Regions from separate parts of the Mus musculus genome. Here region 1 is linked to region 2. A link is a loop called in an ENCODE intact Hi-C map of the cell type or tissue named here. Cell type or tissue: heart. All regions are shown on one strand. Each heading gives the region's core, and the rest is flanking DNA. Links, peaks and the distances in the headings are about the cores only.

What was found. Peaks named below come from ENCODE experiments on the same cell type or tissue, not always from the same donor. Only the 100,000 strongest peaks of a DNase experiment are listed, where the experiment ranks them.
Region 1: it touches region 2 in a loop (5-fold over the local background); 2 of 42 quality-filtered maps call a loop at or near these places.

Annotation. Positions count from the first base shown.
Region 1 is chr6:56,472,154-56,480,153 of GRCm38, forward strand. It overlaps a transcript of Pde1c not described here. Among named protein-coding and RNA genes, the nearest start is that of Gm34753, 110 kb to the left of the region's middle. In heart, for the core only: a CTCF peak has its summit at 4,658; no DNase peak of the experiment used is centred there.
Region 2 is chr6:55,968,073-55,979,159 of GRCm38, forward strand. It overlaps Itprid1 (ITPR interacting domain containing 1), which reads left to right. Exons shown (of 14, transcript NM_001081665.1): 11 at 1-737; 12 at 7,516-7,643; 13 at 8,271-8,382; 14 at 10,091-10,526. The coding sequence ends at 10,441. Among named protein-coding and RNA genes, the nearest start is that of Ppp1r17, 44 kb to the right of the region's middle. In heart, for the core only: a CTCF peak has its summit at 5,072 (motif pointing right); no DNase peak of the experiment used is centred there.

The sequences.
Region 1 (8,000 bases), core at 1-8,000, 500 kb after region 2:
CACACAAAGTCTGCGTGTCCAATGGGCCTCTCTTTCCAGTGATGGCCGACTAGGCCATCTTTTGATACATATGCAGCTAGAGTCAAGAGCTCAGGGGTACTGGTTAGTTCATAATGTTGTTCCACCTATAGGGTTGAAGATCCCTTTAGCTCCTTGGGTACTTTCTCTAGCTCCTCCATTGGGAGCCCTGTGATCCATCCATTAGCTGACTGTGAGCATCCACTTCTGTGTTTGCTAGGCCCCGGCATAGTCTCACAAGAGACAGCTACATCTGGGTCCTTTCAGTAAAATCTTGCTAGTGTATGCAATGGTGTCAGCATTTGGAAGCTGTAAATATCTGCATACATTTTGATTCAACAAACTTTCCTCTTAACCCTGTTTGAACAAAGTTTAACTTTTAAGTACCGTAAGCTTTGACAAACTTCATCTTTATCCAAACTCAATAAAGCATGATTTTATTCCTCTTAAGACTTCATCTTCATGATGGAAATGTGATATTTACTTACAGTTGTTTGAAGATCTGCTTCTTGAGTTTCTCTAATTGGTTCCATTACAGTTAGAGATCACATTCTGCATAATTTCTGTTCTTTTAAATTTCTTAATATTGTTTTATGATCTAAGGTTAGACTATCTTGGGATGTATTCTTTGCATACTTTAGAAGGAAATGTGTGTTTGGCAGTTACTGAATGAACTATGCACATAACAATTAAATACCACTGATTGTTGGTGGTGCTGAGTTCTTCTTTATGCTCTGTATGCTCTATGTATGATTGAAGGAGGTGTGTTGAAGTGTCCAACTATAGTTGTGTAGCTAGCTATCTCTTTCTTGTTTTACCTATGTCAGATTTTGATTCACATATTTTACATCTCAGTTCACTGTTACATAGACATGTGAAAGTGCTGTCTTCTTGGTAGAATGACCACTATCATGACACAATGTTCCTAATGTTTTCTTTATTTGATGATACATTAGAGATTCTCTTTGATTGATGCTAATGTGGCTCTTTTTCCCCATTCTTTGACTTTCAACTTGCTTAAATGGTTTTACTTGTTTCTTATAGGTAATATATAGTTGGTCATGTTTCTTAATCTACTATGACAATATCTCCGTTAATTGCTGAACTTAGATCATTTGCATATAGGGTATTATTCATACTGGAGACATATTTGTTTTGCTTGTTTTTTAATCCTTCTATTCCTCTTGTGACTCACTAGAATGTTTGTGTATAGATTTCTAAGTAGGTATACTGGATTTTGCATCATACATTGGATATACACGGTAATAATAAGTACCAAAGTATATGTCTTCTAGAGTGATTTTTTTGCCAATTCAAGTATAGAACCTTTATATCCACTTATATCCCTGTGGTTGCCCAATTTAAAATAAAATTATGACTATTTAATAGCATCCATAATGATTATATTTGTTTTATGCACCCTTAGAAACACATCGGATAATTGTGATTTCTCTTCAAATACCGTAAGTAATTTAGAAAATCTGAGGTAAGCCCTTATCGACTTGTTCTTGGTATTTCCTGCTCTTCCCTTCCTCATTTCCATGGCTCTTGATTTTAAGTTTCCTTTTGTTTAGGAACTTCCTTTACCCTTCCTTCCGCCTGATTTTTTCTTCAACTTATAACATGTAGATTGTTCCTTTGTTCTGGAGGTCATCGTACTGGTTGCCGGTTTCCTCATTTGTAGTTCTTTCCTGTTATCGCTTGAAGACATTGTGTTTCTGTGGCTCCTGATGAGGAATCTGCCATAACTCAATTTGCTTTCCTTCTACCAGTCAGTTGTCTGTTTACTCTGGCTTCTTCCAAAATTACTCCTGAATTTTTAGAAGTTTGATTAAATGTTTCTTAGCATGAATTTCATTGGTCTTACTCTCTGACACACAAGCAGAAAAATACAGGATACTGCCGCATTACTGCAAAGAGAATGTAAAAATCCAAGGACCCCACTGGGCTGCTACTGTTCCACTGACATCCAAAAAATAAAAGGAGAGGTAAAATTCTTTGTTCCACATATGTTGTCTACCGATGGCACATCATATTGTCTCTGCTACATGTATAGGTCACCCGAATGAAAGGGAGAAAATGCAGCCTTACATCTCAGTGTGAGGTTTATCTGTCTCACACTCTAACAAGAACAGGGGGGATGGGAAAGATGCAAACACTTTTGGAAAACAAATCTATGTTTTAAAAGTCCAATTTAGGAGATTTCAGTTAGTTCACCATACTGCATAACCCAAATTCTTTCATTACATGGGCAGTAAAACATGGTGCCAGCGGCTATGGAAATGATGTGGAATCAGTGAGCTCTACTGACACTAAATTGTCCCTCCATTGCTAGAACCCATAAAATGCTTTCTGTTTATTATAAAGTATTTTGAAATATTTTATTCAGTATTTCTTTATGCATGTAAAAATGAAAGAGTTTTCAAGTTATCTAAACTATCTTTTGCTGGAACCTAAAACATTGCCCTAATTTTTTTTTCACAACAAGAGAGTAGAAGACAAATGAGGAGGGAAGTAGTCAAATCACATCTTCCTTGTGCCCCTGAAGTCAAAAGATTCTAATCTGACCTTTTTTATTGTATGAGCTTCATGCAGGTATCTAGGAGGAAATACTGCTATTTCCCTTATGGGAAAAGAAGCTGGTCTGCATTTAGGCAAAATGTAAGTGGGGGGGGGGGGGGTAGGAGGTAAGATGCTAAGGGCAACGGGGTCTTCAAACACCAACACAATAAAGGAAAGAAAGGTGTTCTGTGTGGGGTACTGGGGTAGTTTACTGGAGGAAGGTGAAAATAAATGGTAAGACATGGAAGAGGGTGAGAGAAAAATAAGAGGTGGTACCCAGGAGGTGGCTGGTGGAAGTGGTACTTTAAAGTGTGCCAGGTGGTAGGGCCACCAAATGGACTGTTAAAAATAGTTCTATGGTTCTAAGGTTCTATCAGGACCCATCCCTAAGAGCCAGAGTCAGCAAATGTAGAATGAATTCAAGAATTTGCATTTCTAGAAAGTTCTTGGGATTCTATGTAAAAATCATGGAGCTGCCATCCCTTCACCTGTAGACATTCTAGAGACACCATTAGGTGAGTGGGAAATAGAAGCTCAGATCCTGAAGAGTGTTGAGGGACCTAGAGCCCAGTACAGGAGCTGAAGTATTGAGAAATACTATGGAGTGTATAGGAGAAATCAAAAAAAAAAAAAAAGCTCAAATTCAGCTCCTACTCCCATACATCTGTTTTGATCTTTACTGCAGGACAATCAACATATGAAATGCAGTTATTTAAAGTGTATATTATGAAATTTTTGGTCATAAGCACACACCTGGGATACCATCCCCACCATCAAAATACTTCTGAACATCCCCATCACCTCCAAAGTGGCCTTTGTTTGGTCCATCTGAATTTTTGTTTCTTCGTTGGTTGGTTTTGGGTTTTGATTTGGTTGTTTTTGGGGGGCCTTGTGGTTTGAAAATGTAGTACTAGCTATTCTCTAATATGCTTTAAGAGTGTACTACTAGGTGGTAAACAGCAGATGTCAACGATTTGTTCATCTTTCACAACCCAAACTTTATACCCACTGAAAATAACTTCCCATTGCCCAGCAATCTCCTTCCCTTCTCTGTTCCTATGAATTTGTCACTTCAACCTACATAAAACCTTGCATGCTGTTGATGCCTTCTTCCCTGAGTTCTCTATATCTCTTCCATTACACATGGCCCTCAGAATTCTGACGGCCTGGCCATGAGCTGCAGCCCTTCTTTCTCATCCTTGATCTCGTCTTGATTCCAGAATCCATCCCTTCCTAACTCAAGCTCCCTTGTCTATGACAGCCATTCCTAGTGATAACAATATAGGAAACTTCTTTGCACCCAAGCATTCTCTGTCACAATTTAAGCATCAGCATATAGAGGACCATGCTCATCTCTGGCTCAACCCTGCCCCAGCACTCATCTCCCAGTGCACATTGCTGCTTCTCCCACACTGCTTCCAGGTAAGGAAATGATTCATCCAGGGCAAAGACCCTCAGTGCTGTTTTTAGCTCCATCAGCCCTAGTTGCCTAAGGTCTTCAACAGAAGATCTATCTCTATCAACATCTATACTTCTCTCTCCAAAATAAGAGTGCCAAATCTACAGACATTACCAATTACCTTCAATTCCTCCTGCTGCTTCTGAAACCACTATTTTGTTTTATTTTTATTTTATGTGTGAAGGTGTTTTGCCTGCATGTATGTCTGTTCAAGGCCAGCATATGGCATATGGTTCAATAGCACTGGAGTTGCAGACAGGTCTGAGCCACTGCATGGGTTTTGGGAGTAGCCCAGGTCTTCAGGAAGGACAACTAATACTTTCTTAACCACTAAGCCACCTCTCTCGTCGAAAAATTACTATTTTTTTTCAATGATTGATCATCTCAGGAAGACATTTTTCTCCCATCTTCTAGGAGAGCAATGGAAACTTCAGAATAAAACTATCTGGCTATTTACACGTTGAGACCACTGCATCCTCTGCATGTTTCTGCAGTTCCCTGGAACTCCTTCACAGTACAAGTCCAAAAGAACATGCAGCAGCCTCTTAGTTCCTGGAGCGCAGAAGCACATCGCGCAGCCCAGGCTTCGTCTGCCCCTCTGTGGCTGGACATGAACACTACACGTGGCTGTTAACCCCTGACAGGGGAAAGAGCTCTTATGTTTTAAGATTAGAAACAACTTTCTCTAACACACCAACCTTTATGATCTCTCCATATATAAGAGGGAATGCCCAGGATAATGATATAGCTTCAGCCTCAGGACAAGGCTCAGGACAGGTGCCATTCTCAGACACCTTAGCAATACTGTTTATAATAAGCCAGTTATTAGGTACTTGCTCTGATTGAGGCCAGGATGATTAAAAGTCAAAGCTAGAGCTTGAAATGCAAGGACAGATGAGATCTGAGGTCTCCCATGAGCGATCCCTAATCCCAGTGTTTCTCTGTGTTGGGCTCATCTCACACGAGTACTGTGAACCATTTTTCCTGTATAGACTTCCCCAACCCCCGGCACCCTCATTTATGTCTAGCAAATAAGCTGTCATGTGACATGTCACCCTTTCAAATCAGGCACATGGCTTAGAAATTGTAGAAGTTACCTACAAGAGAAATCACCCTTTCTGTCCATAAAGGGACTTACTGTTCCAGATCTCCTGGCTACGTGGCTCAAGGACCCTCTTCTCTTTCCACACCAAGGCAAGTGTCAGGAACTCTCACTAAGGTAAATCCTGCACACAATCTCCAGATTATCCATCTTTCTGACTATTACTCAAGAGACGAAAAATAAAAATAAAAGGGATAAAGGCATATCCATCATGCTCATTGAAATACTTATTTTGGAAATAATGGTTCCAGGTAGGAGGACAATGAAAAATGGGACCCGTGAGAAGTGCGTGTTCATTGCAGTGTCTACAATGTGAGCACTTAGTTCTCTGTCATTAGCATACATCATTACAGTTTTATAAAAACCATCTCTGGGAAATCAATCGTAAAATTTGAAACTTTCTGAAAAGTGGGAGAAGGCAGAGTTTAGAGGAATTTCTATAAATAGAGAAATCATAGTTTTAACTTCATGCATTAAGATCACTCTGGTCACGTCACACTTGGATCTTGTCAACCACACTCGGGGTAAAGTAATGATCGGATGAGATATCAACTTTTTGTAAAAGTTATCACCTTCATTTTTTAGATTGGAAATCCAGGACCATAAAATTGAAGAAAAGCAAACATAGCGTTGCAGTAAGGGAATCCCACCTATTTTTATTTAAGACATAACTATTTCTCAACTTAAAGCAGAAGAGGTTTGTAGTGCATTTCTATCACCCCTGTTCTGGCTCCAGCATTCCCGCTGTTTTCACTGCTACCCACTCATTCAGGACATCCACAAACTTGCTATGTGATGTGCGGATCATATGGGTATGGAAGCCATTGAGAAGCTTTTGATGGTTTCTTGCTTATCAAGATCAAGATCTGGACAGATCTGGTGGGAAACAGTAGCCTGACTTGTGATGTTCCTGAGCCCAAGGAAAGGCATCAATCCATCTGAGCTGTAAAGTGTCACTAAGACAGTGGTACAAGTGCACAAACCCACAATCGGTTGCCATGATGCTTTATATGTGGATAGGCTATGCAGCTACAAGCTTCCTTCCTTCAGCACCACTAAACCTCCTCCCTCTGCACTGCGCTCTGGGGATACCCCTCACACAGTGCCTCTCTAAGTATTGTGACAAGAGTCATCTGGGGATTTATTAAAAATGCAGGCCTGGGTGCAAGATTTGGAGTAGGTGTCTGAAGGCTCTGTATCTCTCAAAAGCAAACGTGAAACTTGTCTACTGCTCTGGAAATCAGGCTTCAAAGAGCAAAGCCCTAGAGTTCAGCTTGGAGACCAGAGGTCTTGAGACTAAAAAGCCCATGGCCAAGAGTGCCTCGCATGGGATGGGGCAGAAGAGTAATATTGATGTGATAGTTTGTATATTCTTGGACCAGGGAGTGGCACTATTTGGAGGTGTGGCCTTGTTGGAATAGGTGTGTCACTGTGGGTGTGGGCTTAAGACTCTCACCCCAGTTGCCTGGAAGTCAGTCTTCCACTAGCAGCCTTTGGATGAAGTCGTAGAACTCTCAGCTCTGCCTGTGCCATGACTGCCTGGATGCTGCCATGCTCCCACCTTGATGATACTAGACTGAACCTCTGAACCTGTAAGCCAGCCCCAATTAAATGTTCTTTATATAGACTTTACCAAGACTTATATATAGTCTTCACCAAGACTTGCCTTGGTCATGGTGTCTGTTCACAGCAATAAAACCCTGACTAAGGCAATTAACTAGCAGGAGACTGCATTACTGCTTGAATAACACCTAACAGAATCACAGAGGTGAAGCACATGAGCAAAGGCCTCTGGTGAACACATTCTATGGAGCCCCACAAGAATGAAGCAAGGTTTACTCACGGGAGAAGCGAGCAAGTGGTCTGGCATTCTTGTCTCCTGCTTCATTTGCAACTAGGGAGAAAACAGAGGACATAGTTAAGAACAAGGCACAGCGACGAGTACCCATAAACATCCCACCCAACGAGACTCAGGCCTATTGCCAATGCTATTCATTGATTACCCTCCACAATCTGAAAGTAAAGCCCTGGCGGAATCTAGCTGGTGCCCAGCTAGAAGCTATTCCCGTACTGACTTCCATTCATGGTGCTTGAAGGTGCTCTGCACGCTACTGGAAGAAAAAGGTAATCTGTAATATCACCCAGCTACAAACCCTGAAACCTACAGCAGCAACCTGCCTCAGAGATGTTCTGATCAATAGGGTTACAAATGTTTCAGGAACAGCCAATCACTCTGAAAGCCCGCTCCATGAGATCTAATCCACACCTGACACTACTAATGAAGCCAAGAACTGGAGACTAGATGGGCCTTATGGGAAAACCTACTAGTATTATTCTACTAAATGAACACAGCTATAAAATGACTCTTAATGACATATGTTACAACTGTAGATCAGTGTACCACTCAACCCGCGTCAGAGTATTCTTATTCTTGCAGTAGATGGCCATTAACAAAGAGATCCAAAGAGGCCCCTTGGTATTGCTAACTTTATATGCCCCAATACAGGGGGACGCCAGGGTCAAGAAATGGGAGTGGGTGGGTAGGGGAGCAGGGCGGGGGGAGGGTATAGGGAACTTTCGGTATAGCATTTGAAATGTAAATAAAGAAAGTATCTAATAAAAAAAGAGAGAAGAAAGAGAAAGAAAGAAAGAAAGAAAGAAAGAAAGAAAGAAAGAAAGAAAGAAAGAAAAGGAAGGAAGGAAAAAGAAAGAAAGAAAGAAAGAAAGAAAGAAAGAAAGAAAGAAAGAAAGAAAGAAAGAAAGAAAGGAAGGAAGGAAGGAAGGAAGGAAGGAAGGAAGGAAGGAAGGAAGGAAGGAAGGAAGCCCCAAGGGTGACTTTATGTCCTCTATCTTGTCTCC
Region 2 (11,087 bases), core at 1,676-9,675:
TCAGGATTGATCAGCCTTCAGACAATTTCTATCATGTGGACTCTGAGATCACCAAAACAGAGGACAACTGCAAAGTCTGCCCTGATACCAAGCAAAGCTCACTGGTGCAGGAGAGGCCAGCACAGCACTCTCACCAGCACAGAGGAGCCATGCCCTATAAAGGCGACCTTGTTCAAACCTCTGAAAAGTCAATTCCCCACCTTGATAAGCCACCTGGACATGTTCCCACTGACTCAAATGCTGCCAGCTCTTGGTCTGTGACAACCCAGATGTCCTCCAATCTGGTGTCAGCTGCTCAGAGGGTTGCAGACCTAGGGACCTATAATAAAGGAACAGCTTTTGAATGCACTCCATGTGACCCTCTTAATACCACAGACCTAAAACTGCAGACAGAAACAAGGCAGGTCAAGGATGTTGCTGTTCAGACTTATGCACATGAATGCAAGCTCAGGCCATCACATAATGACTTCATTCATGGGCCTCGGCCCCTCGCCAAATCCATCTCTTTGGATACAGGTTTTCCTAGTATCTCCGCAACAGGCTTCTGCCACACCATACCTGCCCACTGTTGTGTCTGCTGTCATCACTGCCCCAACTGCCAATGGAGGAGGCAAAGCCCTGGCCCAGAACCCTCTATTTGCAGGCATTCCCTGTATTCACAAGCAGAGGATCCTAAAGTGCAGTTCATGAAGACATTGAAAATACTCCAAGACACTACTGTGAGGGACCTGTGTTCTGTAAGTGTTTCCTCTACAAACTGGGATGGCAGATGCACCAACCACATTCTGACGCTACAAAGATAGTGTTTTTCCTCCTTTATAGCAGAGAAAACTCAGAGCATATCTCTTTTTTTAAGTGTTAGTCATGTTTGTTGAGTGTTTTATAGTTTATGAGATAAATTCATACATTCAAGGTTATAATATCAATTAACCTGTATCATCTCCAAGTCAGTATAAGTGAGAATTCTGACTTTTAAATCCAGTAGGCTATATAATCTTGACTGAGCTATTTAGAGTCTCTAGGGCAGTCATGAAAAACAGTGGAATGGGGACTATGGATGTAGCTCGGTGGCTAAGTACTTGCATACGGCCCTGGGTTTAATGCATTTACATATATGTACATATATATATAGGAATGCATTCCTGTATGCATCCAAATATATATACATATATGTAGAGAATTGACCCATTCCATTATCACAAAATTGTGTAGGGATGAAATAAACCACTCAACATATTTAGAGACTCAATGCAATACTTAACATGGAGAAAGCTCAAGTTAATATTAATTGATAGAGGATTGCAATAGTCATCAATTTTTGTCACTCTTATTATTGATGTATTACTTGAACCTCTGGTGTTATATAAAGAGACTTCTGATCTACCTTTGGCAACTGGTTTAAAAATGAGTACTAGGGTAATGGAACACTGAGTAATGTCAACCTAATCCCTGATTAATCAATTTGTCTACAATGAATCCTTCTAATGTGCCTTTTAAGTCTTTCTAAGGTGGGGGATAGTCTAGGTCTTACAGGCTAACTATCAAGTAAATCTTTAAGAGTATAACATCTGAAATTTCACATACAAAAAGTAAAGGGTGTTGATGATACAGGATTATAGTTGTTTATGAACAGTACAGAGGAACTGGCTTACTAAGTGTCACAGTTCAGTGCCCTTGTGTACCCTTCAACCCATTAATTCCACACACAAAAAATGTACTGACTGTCTATTGTAAACACTTAATTTATACTGTGTCGTCTAATCTTCACTTTCTTAGATGTCATAAATATTCATTGGGTTTCTAGTGTGTGGCAATTCCTCTCTCCTTTGTAAAAGAAGAAACTGGACTGAGAGAGTTTAGGTAATCTTTCAGCACTTTGCAACCACTAAGTGGTGAGTCTCAACTCAAATTCTTAGGCAAAGATGTGTCCAATTTTAAAACATCTAAACCTGTATAAGATCGATTGCGTGAAAGATAAAGGAAATCATCATGTGAACTTTTGACATATAGAACTCTACATAAGCCTAACATAAACCTTGAAATTAATTTTCAGATGGCAAGATGTCAGAAATTTAGAATATTTAAGAATGAGCCAAAATAAAGGCTGTATTACTCATAGAAAGATTCATCTAGGCTTTGTAATTAACTCTGGGTATCTTATTCAGTGGAAGAAAAGGGCAAAGGTTGATGTGTATTTAGGATCCTGGGGTTAAAATAACCAAATCCTGGAGAATGGGCCTGGGGATACAGCTCAGTGGTGGAATGCCTAGGTACCTCAAATTTCAATATCAAGATAAATAAAATAAAATCTAGGAGAGCAGAAAAATCACCACCACACTCATTAACTGCGAGGTTATAAGTACTCTAAGCAACTGTTCTTCCCCACTCTGGCTCATATCAGGTGACATTGCCAGTCTTTGGAGACACCTTACTTGTCACAACTGGAAGGCCAGTGGGTGTTACTGGCAACAAATGGATACAGAGCAGAGAAGCTATTGAGCATGCTACTGTACATGCAAAGGGCAGCCTTACCACAGATCACTCTTTGGTCTAATATGTCAGTGTTGTCCATACTGAAAACCACAGCCCTAGAAAAATAAGCACTTACTTGACTATGTAGTTTATATGCTAATATGTCAGATATGAAAGTGAGCTAAAGAAGGTGCTATTTGAGATCCTATACAGACAGTTAGATCATATAAACAAGTACTCCCATCTGTAATGAGAGCCTGGTTCAGTTATAGTGGTCCATTTCTGTAATGCCATAACTCAGAAGATTAAGGCAGGAAGAGCATCACCAGGTCAAGGTTAGTCTGGTCAACATAGCAAATGCTGAAGGCTACATAGTGAAGCCTCATCTCAAGGATCAATTTTACAAAGAACTATAAATGAAATGATATTTAGTCTTATGTTTTATTTAAGATAACAAGAATGCAATCAAAATTATGTTAAAATTTTCAGGTGAGAAAGTTGTTGGAGACATACCCAATGTCATTTGGTAATCATGATGGTGGGATAGGATACTAAATCTGTTTTCTGATCACATCACACCCACCAATTAAAAATAATGTGCATTTTTCTTGGCAGCGTAAGAAAAACAGTAAAACATGTACTAGTAAACAGAATGTAGAAGACAACTGCATCAAACTGTGTTTGAGAATAACTGTCAATGTGAGGAGACCAGAGAAACTCAGGCATAGGGACCCAAAGTTGGCTCAAAGTTAAGAAAGTTAAGGATGCTGCTTATGATAGTGATAGTGACTGAGTTTGGGTCAGGGGTTTCCCTGAGTATGGAACAGGAAGGGCCTTGGACTTACATGATTCTAGCTGGGTGGAATGATTTGGCGCCTGGAAACAGATGCTCTGCTTCATTTGGCACTACAGCATAGAAAGGTTGTTGTGATCCTTTGTGTAGAATCGCCATCCTCGCACTGGTATGTAGGTGTCAGTATCAGTCTATTGAGTGTGAGCTTTCCTATCTCTCTGCTTGCCCCATGATGTGTTAGCCCTCATCCTCCTGGAGTCTGGAATTATCAGGGGCCGGGGAGGTGGCTCTGTAAAGTGCTTGCTGTACAAGCATGAGAACCTGAGTTTGTAGCTCCAGTATCCACATAAAAACCAGGATATGTGCTGGCACAAGGACCTGGAGGTCAGTGCTGGGGAGGGGGTGCAGAGGTCAGTGCTGGGGTGGGGTGCGGAAACAGGTGGATCCCCTGGAGCTTAATGGCTAGCCATTCTAGCTGAATAGGTAAGCTACAGGTTTATCTAGAGAGCTTGTCCCCAAAATAAGGGACAAATAATACTTAATGTCAACCTCTGACTTATACACACACACACACACCTGCATGTACATGAACATGGACACACGTAACCACAGCAAGAAAAGAATTTGTAAGTATACAGAAAATACAAAGGTAATTGATTTGGCTGATGTGGATATTCCACAGTTTTACTAGATGGCCATGTATTTTTCTTCCTTTAAATTTAAGAGTTCAGAAATACACATTCAATGGGAACAGTAAACTCATGTGGTCATATACACTTACAATGAGTGTTTGTTTTCATACACACACACACACACACACACGCGCGCCTGCACACATCTGCACACACATGTAGATAAGTCCAGGAGCAGGGGATTAGTGAAGAAACTTGAAGAGTAGAAAAGGAATGGGATCTGTGCTGTGCATGAGCCTGGCTGGGCCTGTAAAACCTGGAAAAGGATTCTGCAGGCAATGTGGCTTTAAGTTAAACCCAATGGGATAGGAAATCTATTTAGGACAAAAGTAAACAGAAACTAGGTCATAGGCAAAATGAAGATTATAGACAGAGATGGATGCTACCTGTCTCGTGGCAACAGGCATTCAGAGCAGATGTTGAAAGTCAGAGCAATTTTATGTAAAAATCTTGCCTTGAGAAAACTTTCCCTGCCCACTCTTGTCTTCTCCCCCATGGTGTGTGACACTACAGAGAAACCCACAGCTCGTTCTGTGATAATCCGGTTTACCTAGAAGACCGGTTTGTTGATATGATTAGATTCCTATGTGTACTTTATAACAATAATTTCTTAGTGGAGAACTGATTTGTTCATATAATTAACTTTGTCCATATGAAATTTTGGGAATAGTTTAATTAAGGTATGTTAAGTCAAAGCCAAATGTATTTCCATACTTAAAATAAGATTCCTGAGTATTAAAAATCTGTATGTACAGGCTTAGGTTTAAAAATAGAAATTTTGCAGTGTTTAAAAATGTGAGTCAATTAGAAAGTGAAAGCTCACGTTGTTGGTTTGCTTTTATACTGCTATTCTTACTGTTGAAGTTTAGATTAATGGGTTTCACCAGTAGAGCAGACCCTGTGGGTTTGACCCAGACTTTACTTAGGACAAAAAGACAGAGATGTCACCACACACACACACACACACACACACACACACACACACACACACACACACACCTGTTATTATCCTTGCCAGGGTTTGCTTTATTCTGAAATTAATTACTTAATTAATTAATTATTTCTAGTACTTGGACTAAATTGTGTATTTCTAAATAACCAGGAGGTGGCAGCACTTCAGAATTTTCCACAGCACTGCAGTCTTAAGTCACAAGCTGGCCATCAGCAGTCTCCAAATCTAAGCTCCCTCCACACTCCTGCCATCCAGTCTCAGGGGGTTACCCACACACATTGAGCTGAGCCTTGAAACACAGTGTTAATGATGCTCAGCCTGCTTGAGTATTGTGCTGCATGGCCTGGCCTTGCTGCTCCTTGGTCTTTGAAAGTAGTTACCTGAATTGACTTGAAGCACTGACCAGCTTCCTTCTGAGGGACAGGTGTCTCTTCATGCTGTCTGATCTTGCTTCATTCCATGCAGTGACTTCGTTAGATATTGGGAAAGAAAAGATCAATTAGGTGGTGTGAATTTGAAATATGAGCAGCGCTTTTGACTACAGACACAGACATCAAAGAGTTTTTGTCTACACACAGGTGGGCCTCTGGGTCATGGTCATACAAAGAATCATCCCATACAGATTGCAAAACAAGGGGAAAGCTGATCAGAGATTGGAAAATCAGGACAGTGCCCCCCAGATAAACTAGGCTCAGTGGTTCAAAGACACACAGAGGACATCAATTAACAAGGTGAAAACAGGTTTGATTTAGGAACCGATAGTAAAGGAAAGAACTGGATTTCATTTTGATCTGTGCAGAAGTATTATGGGGATTTTAAGGAAAGGGTGAGAGAGAGAGGGAGAGCAGAGGCTCAGTGGAGCTTGTGCAACAGAAAATGGAAAAAGGACAGATGTGTTTGTAAGCTGGCTGTATTTTAAACTCTTCTAGGTAAAGCAGTAACCAACAAGCTGGCATGATCTTGACCGTGGAATTTTGAGGATAAGTAATTAAAAAAAAAAAGTCTTGGACTTTCCAGAAACAGAGGCAGAGGACGGTGGGTTCTGTGGCCTGGCAGTCCAATGGGTTTCATTTGAGTTACTTCTCCAAAGCCCACAGAATCCTATCCTCCCACAGAGACTTCTAGTTTGAGCTCAATTCATAGGAATGGCTCTCGGGTCCTTAAGAAAGACACTTCTGGTTTGTACAGCATGAGTGTTCACTGCTGTGAGTCCTGAAGAAGGAAGGCTGGAGTCTGTGTTGCTGTGCCTGCCTCCCCACGGTGCTTGTACACTGCACTGCTTGGCACTCAACATCAGCTTCTTCATGCAGCAGATGGAGTCTATTAGAGAGATCCACAGCCAGTCAAAATGCAGAGAGTTAGTGGTACACACACACACACACACACACACACACACACACACACACGGCCCCAAACAGGACATCCATAGTATAACCCCTACATCTAAGGCTCAGTAAACATCATGGAAGAGAGGGTAGAAAGATTGTATGAACCAGAGACTGAAATATCAGCTGTGTGGCATTATGGACATAACAAAGACATTACACCCATAAACTCTCAACAACATGGCTGCCTGCACAAGACCTCAGCTATTTATATGAAATCATTTATGGAGGAAAAAAAATCAAAACCAATGGTCTTACCTCTAGATGAAGAACTAACAGGCAATCAGTGTTTGATGAGAGCAAGAACCATTTTTTTCCAAATACAAGACCCCAACACTAGGTGGTTATTCCTAAATACATGCAAATAGGGGCAACAGTAGTGTGTGTGTGTGTGTGTGTGTGTGTGTGTGTGTGTGTGTGTGTGTGATTTCTGGCAACATTGAGCTTTCTTAGGCAATCACTTTAATTAGATGTTAGTCATCCTAGGGCCATGGCCAAGTGTCTGGTCAACTCACTACAGGTCAGAGTTATTCTCTGTGGATAATTTCAAAGCTCTTAGGTTGCAATAATATATTGAATCAAGAACACGAATAGATAGCACGCATTGAACACTAGTATGGGGAGTGGGACCAAGAAGAGCTCAAGTCTTAATTCTAGCTCCTAGAGAGCATGGATGCCTAACATTTCTCTCAGTTGGTGTTGTTTGACGAGGAAAACAGATCCTGTAGACTTCTGTCTTCAAGGACTGTGGTTATGAAAGGATAAAACTAGGAAAAAAAATCCTAAGCAAATTTTTGAGCAAATACATTTAAGTAAATGTATTCAATGTTGTTGATGCTAAGAGTAATGGGGTACTGGGTACCAACACTGAACAAGATTAAAGGAGACTTCATTCTTCTAAGTGTGAGTCTGCTCTATGGTGATTTTTCCTGTTCTCTCTCCACCTGCTTGCATCTCTGTATCATCTAGGACTAGCTTGGGCTTCCATGGATATAATTAATTCTCATCCAAGTGCCACTCAGCAGCCGCTCCCTTTTGTATTGGTCAAATACAATCTCTAATTTCTTCCCAAGCCACGTGCTGGTGCTCCTTGGTCTCTTCTAAATGTTAGCACTTGGGCTTCTTTGCAAAGGGTGCATTCCAAATGGGAAGAAAGGCAGACTCCTCCAGCCATGTTAGCAGAAAGTTCACCCTTCTCAGGTTGTTCTTTTTTGTTGTCAGTGCACAGTCTACGAGATGGAAACCATGAAGATGGTGTGCCAGAGTTTCCGGGAGCACTTAGAGGAAATCGAGCAGCACTTCATGGGACAGCAGGCACTCTATCCCAGGGACATGTCAGAAGAGGAAAGGTAATTATCTAAGGCAAGCATAAAAGTAAGTACCAGACCACACACCTGGAGCAAGGGAAGGTAATCAGGGCAGGCAGGCCAGATGAGCATGATGGAGCAGGGCTAATGAGCAATCGGCTGGCTCCTTGCTTTCATGGCCTTAGTTGTGCTTTCTCAGTGTGAGACCATGAGAGCCGGCATGGGATGGGTACCCTCATTATTGAAGATTGGGGCTATTTGAGAAGGTCAGAAGAGGGGCAATCAGATGAGAAGACAGGAAAGGACAGCAGGATTTCTTTAATTGATGGGAATGGGACTTGTGCAGGGAGGTATCAGAGTTTAGCCATGTGCATTATTGTCACAGGGGTGGAAAATATCACCAAAATGAATTCATTCACCTATTGCCTATGGCTGTTGGGATAGGTTTTTAAAGTAAAGTTCTTATTGGGGAGTATTGTGTGTTCTTATTTGGGAGACGGCATGTTTTAGAGTTTCATGGTGGTTATCCTTACCCAACTTGGTAACTTTCTTACAAATAATTTATATCATCTTGAGATAGGTAAATGTGGTACATAAGTTATACCACAGTAGGATTTCTCTTTAACTGGTGATGATTTTGAAGTTTTCTTTTCTATTGTCTTTGAGCAGGGAAGAGGCTGAGTACCTGAGGACTTTGCGAGAAGCCCTGAGGCAGCAAGTGGCAGAGCTGGCCTTTCAGTTAGGAGACAGAGCCAGGCAAATCAAAGAAGGGATCCTACTGGTAAGGGGTGTGGCGGGGAATGGACACAGAGTGGGTACATAGTGTGCCTGTCCCCAGCCTACTACTCACAGGAGAGCTGCTCAAATGAGAAGCCAATGGCGGGACAGTTTCAGACTATAATCTTACATATTACCTGGTCACATCTGGAGATTGACCTTGACCTGTCAAGTGCTGGTTGGCTCAGATTTGTAGCTACTCTAAGGTTTCTCCTGCCATTCAAAGGAGGAAGAAGTACTATTAACCCTTTCCCTGTAAAATCAAGAATCCCAACATACTGAATCTGGCCTACTTAGCCAACATAAGCTAGCTCACCACTCCACTTGGCTACTGGTTTGGAAAGCCCATTGCAGAACGTTTGTGCCCCATAGATACCTTTCTGGCAGGTCTGGGGTAGCTATTTAGTGCAAATGTGACAGGTCTCTGTCACTAGCAGTGGACTCAGAGGAACAGTTCTGCTCTGTGTTTTCCACATGCCTATAGTAACCTGAAGCATCCCTCTTTCCCACTAGGGCCTCCATTCAAGTAAAAGCAGAACTCATGACGTCATCAAAGAGAACAATTCCAAGACAGGCAGCATGAATCACAATTTGAGCCTATTACAGATATTTTTAGCACAGATTTTTAACTACAGGAGTTAATTGGGGGACATGTGGGGAAAGAGTAAGACATGCTCACATGTGGAGAGTCCCATTAGGTTTGTTTTAGTAGGCACATATAGGATTTATGTGGTTCTCAAGTTACACTGCTAAAAGTTGTGAATAGCCAACTCCCCCTCTTTAGCATTGCTCAAAGAGAGCAGCTCACAACAAAGTTAAAGTTTACAGAAGGGGCCAGAGAAGTAACTCAGGAGTTAGCACTTGTCTTGCAGAAGTTTAGTGCACAGCATCTGGGAATGGTAGCTCACAACCACCTGTAACTCCACCTCTAAGGGATTCAACACCCTTTGCTTGATCTTTGAACAACTACAAACAGATATGTACATAATTAAAACATATACAAAGAAATTGTAAAAAATCATGAATTTTCTTCTCTGAGCAAACTTGTAAGATCGATTCCTGGGGGATATTGTTTAGGGTTAAGAGTGAGAGGTGAAGAGAACTCATGTTCCCTAAGGGAGCAGTTTATTTATTGTCTTTGGTAAAATGCTTTGTCAAATATATTATTTTGGTGAGCTATTTGGACTTTCTTGGTGATATCTGGTTTCCTGCCTTTCTCTATGGAAAGCAGCTCAGATTCCTGGACCCACACATTTCTCCCCATGTGTCCTAGTTATCTTCTATCACTATGATAAAACACCTTGGCTGAAAGCAACTTGGAGAACAAAGGGTTCATTCGCCTTGCAAATTACAGTTGACCATCAGGGAAAACCAAAGCGGTATCTCATGTCAGGTATCTAGAAGCAGAAGTAAAGCAGAGGCTATGGGGGAATCTCTGCGTACTGCCTTTTTCTCTTCTCCAATACTTGCTCAGCCTGATTGCTTATAACTCAGAACCACATACCCAGGGGTGGCACCACCCACGGTGGCCTGGACCCTCCTACATTTCTTTTTAGGCAATTTGTTAGAGGAATTTTCTTAACTGGGGATGTTCTTCTCAGATAACTCTAGTTTGTGTCAAGCTGATAAAAAACTAACCAGTGTGCCATGTCACCATGGCCCCTATCTTCCTGTCCTGCTCTCTACACACTCCATTTTGTCTTTTCTTTCAGCAGCTAGACCTTCTGTGTGAGGAGCTACCTGAACACTGCGACAATCTGCCACAATGCAACTGGACAGAAGGAAAGCATGGCCAGAGATCATGTGTTCAAACCCATGCTGTGGCCCCTGATCCCACCCTTCCTGCCAGTAGTGGCCAGTGGACTCCCTGCTCTGGGATGACTCAGCCAGTTGCTCTTAGTCCCTCTCACCTTGAGACCAGAGGAGGGATATCTCTACAGTCACCAGCTAGGGCAGAATCAGGTCCGGGTCCTTCACTCAGTCATGTTGGAGAGAAGTCTCTGTTAGACCAAAGTGGGTTTGATGATCTTTGTACAAAATGCAATGTCCAAGAGCAGCTTTAACAAGGGAATCCAAATCCTATGTAGCCTAAAAGCTCTGAATATTTTAATATTCATTGATTGCATGCGCCCACTATGTAACTGACTGAGGTATATTATAGTCACTGAGTAGCATATGATTGCTATCCTGATAGAGCATGTGTCCTAGTGGAGGATGAGAAATGTTTAAACATGCATATGTATCTACAATGAAAAATCAATAAAAAGACAATGTGGCCTTATTTTATGAAAAATAATTATCTGAGTCTGATCAGGTATCTGGAAGGCATGTTTGGAGATGTTGGAGGCATCTGTGAGCAAGACAGAATGTCTTTCCATCACAAGTTAGATAACATGAGGGAAACAAGACAATGAATAAATGCTATTTCCATAAGGCAGTTTGTGGAAGAGTCACTTTCTAAACTGGGAAGAAAGGGTCTCGACAAAGGGACCTATGAGAAAGGACTTGAAAGTAAGACGATGGAAGCCCTACAGAACTCAGGTGCAAGAGCCTGGAAAGCAGAATGGAAGGTTCACAAAGCTGGGGCGTAGAAACAAGCCTTTTGCCAACTGAAGTGAGTGATAAGTCAAAAGGGGTCCGAGTAAGGAACCTGAGTCCCTTCAGACCATGGTCATGTGTCTAAGAGCATATATTCTTTCAAGTGCAACA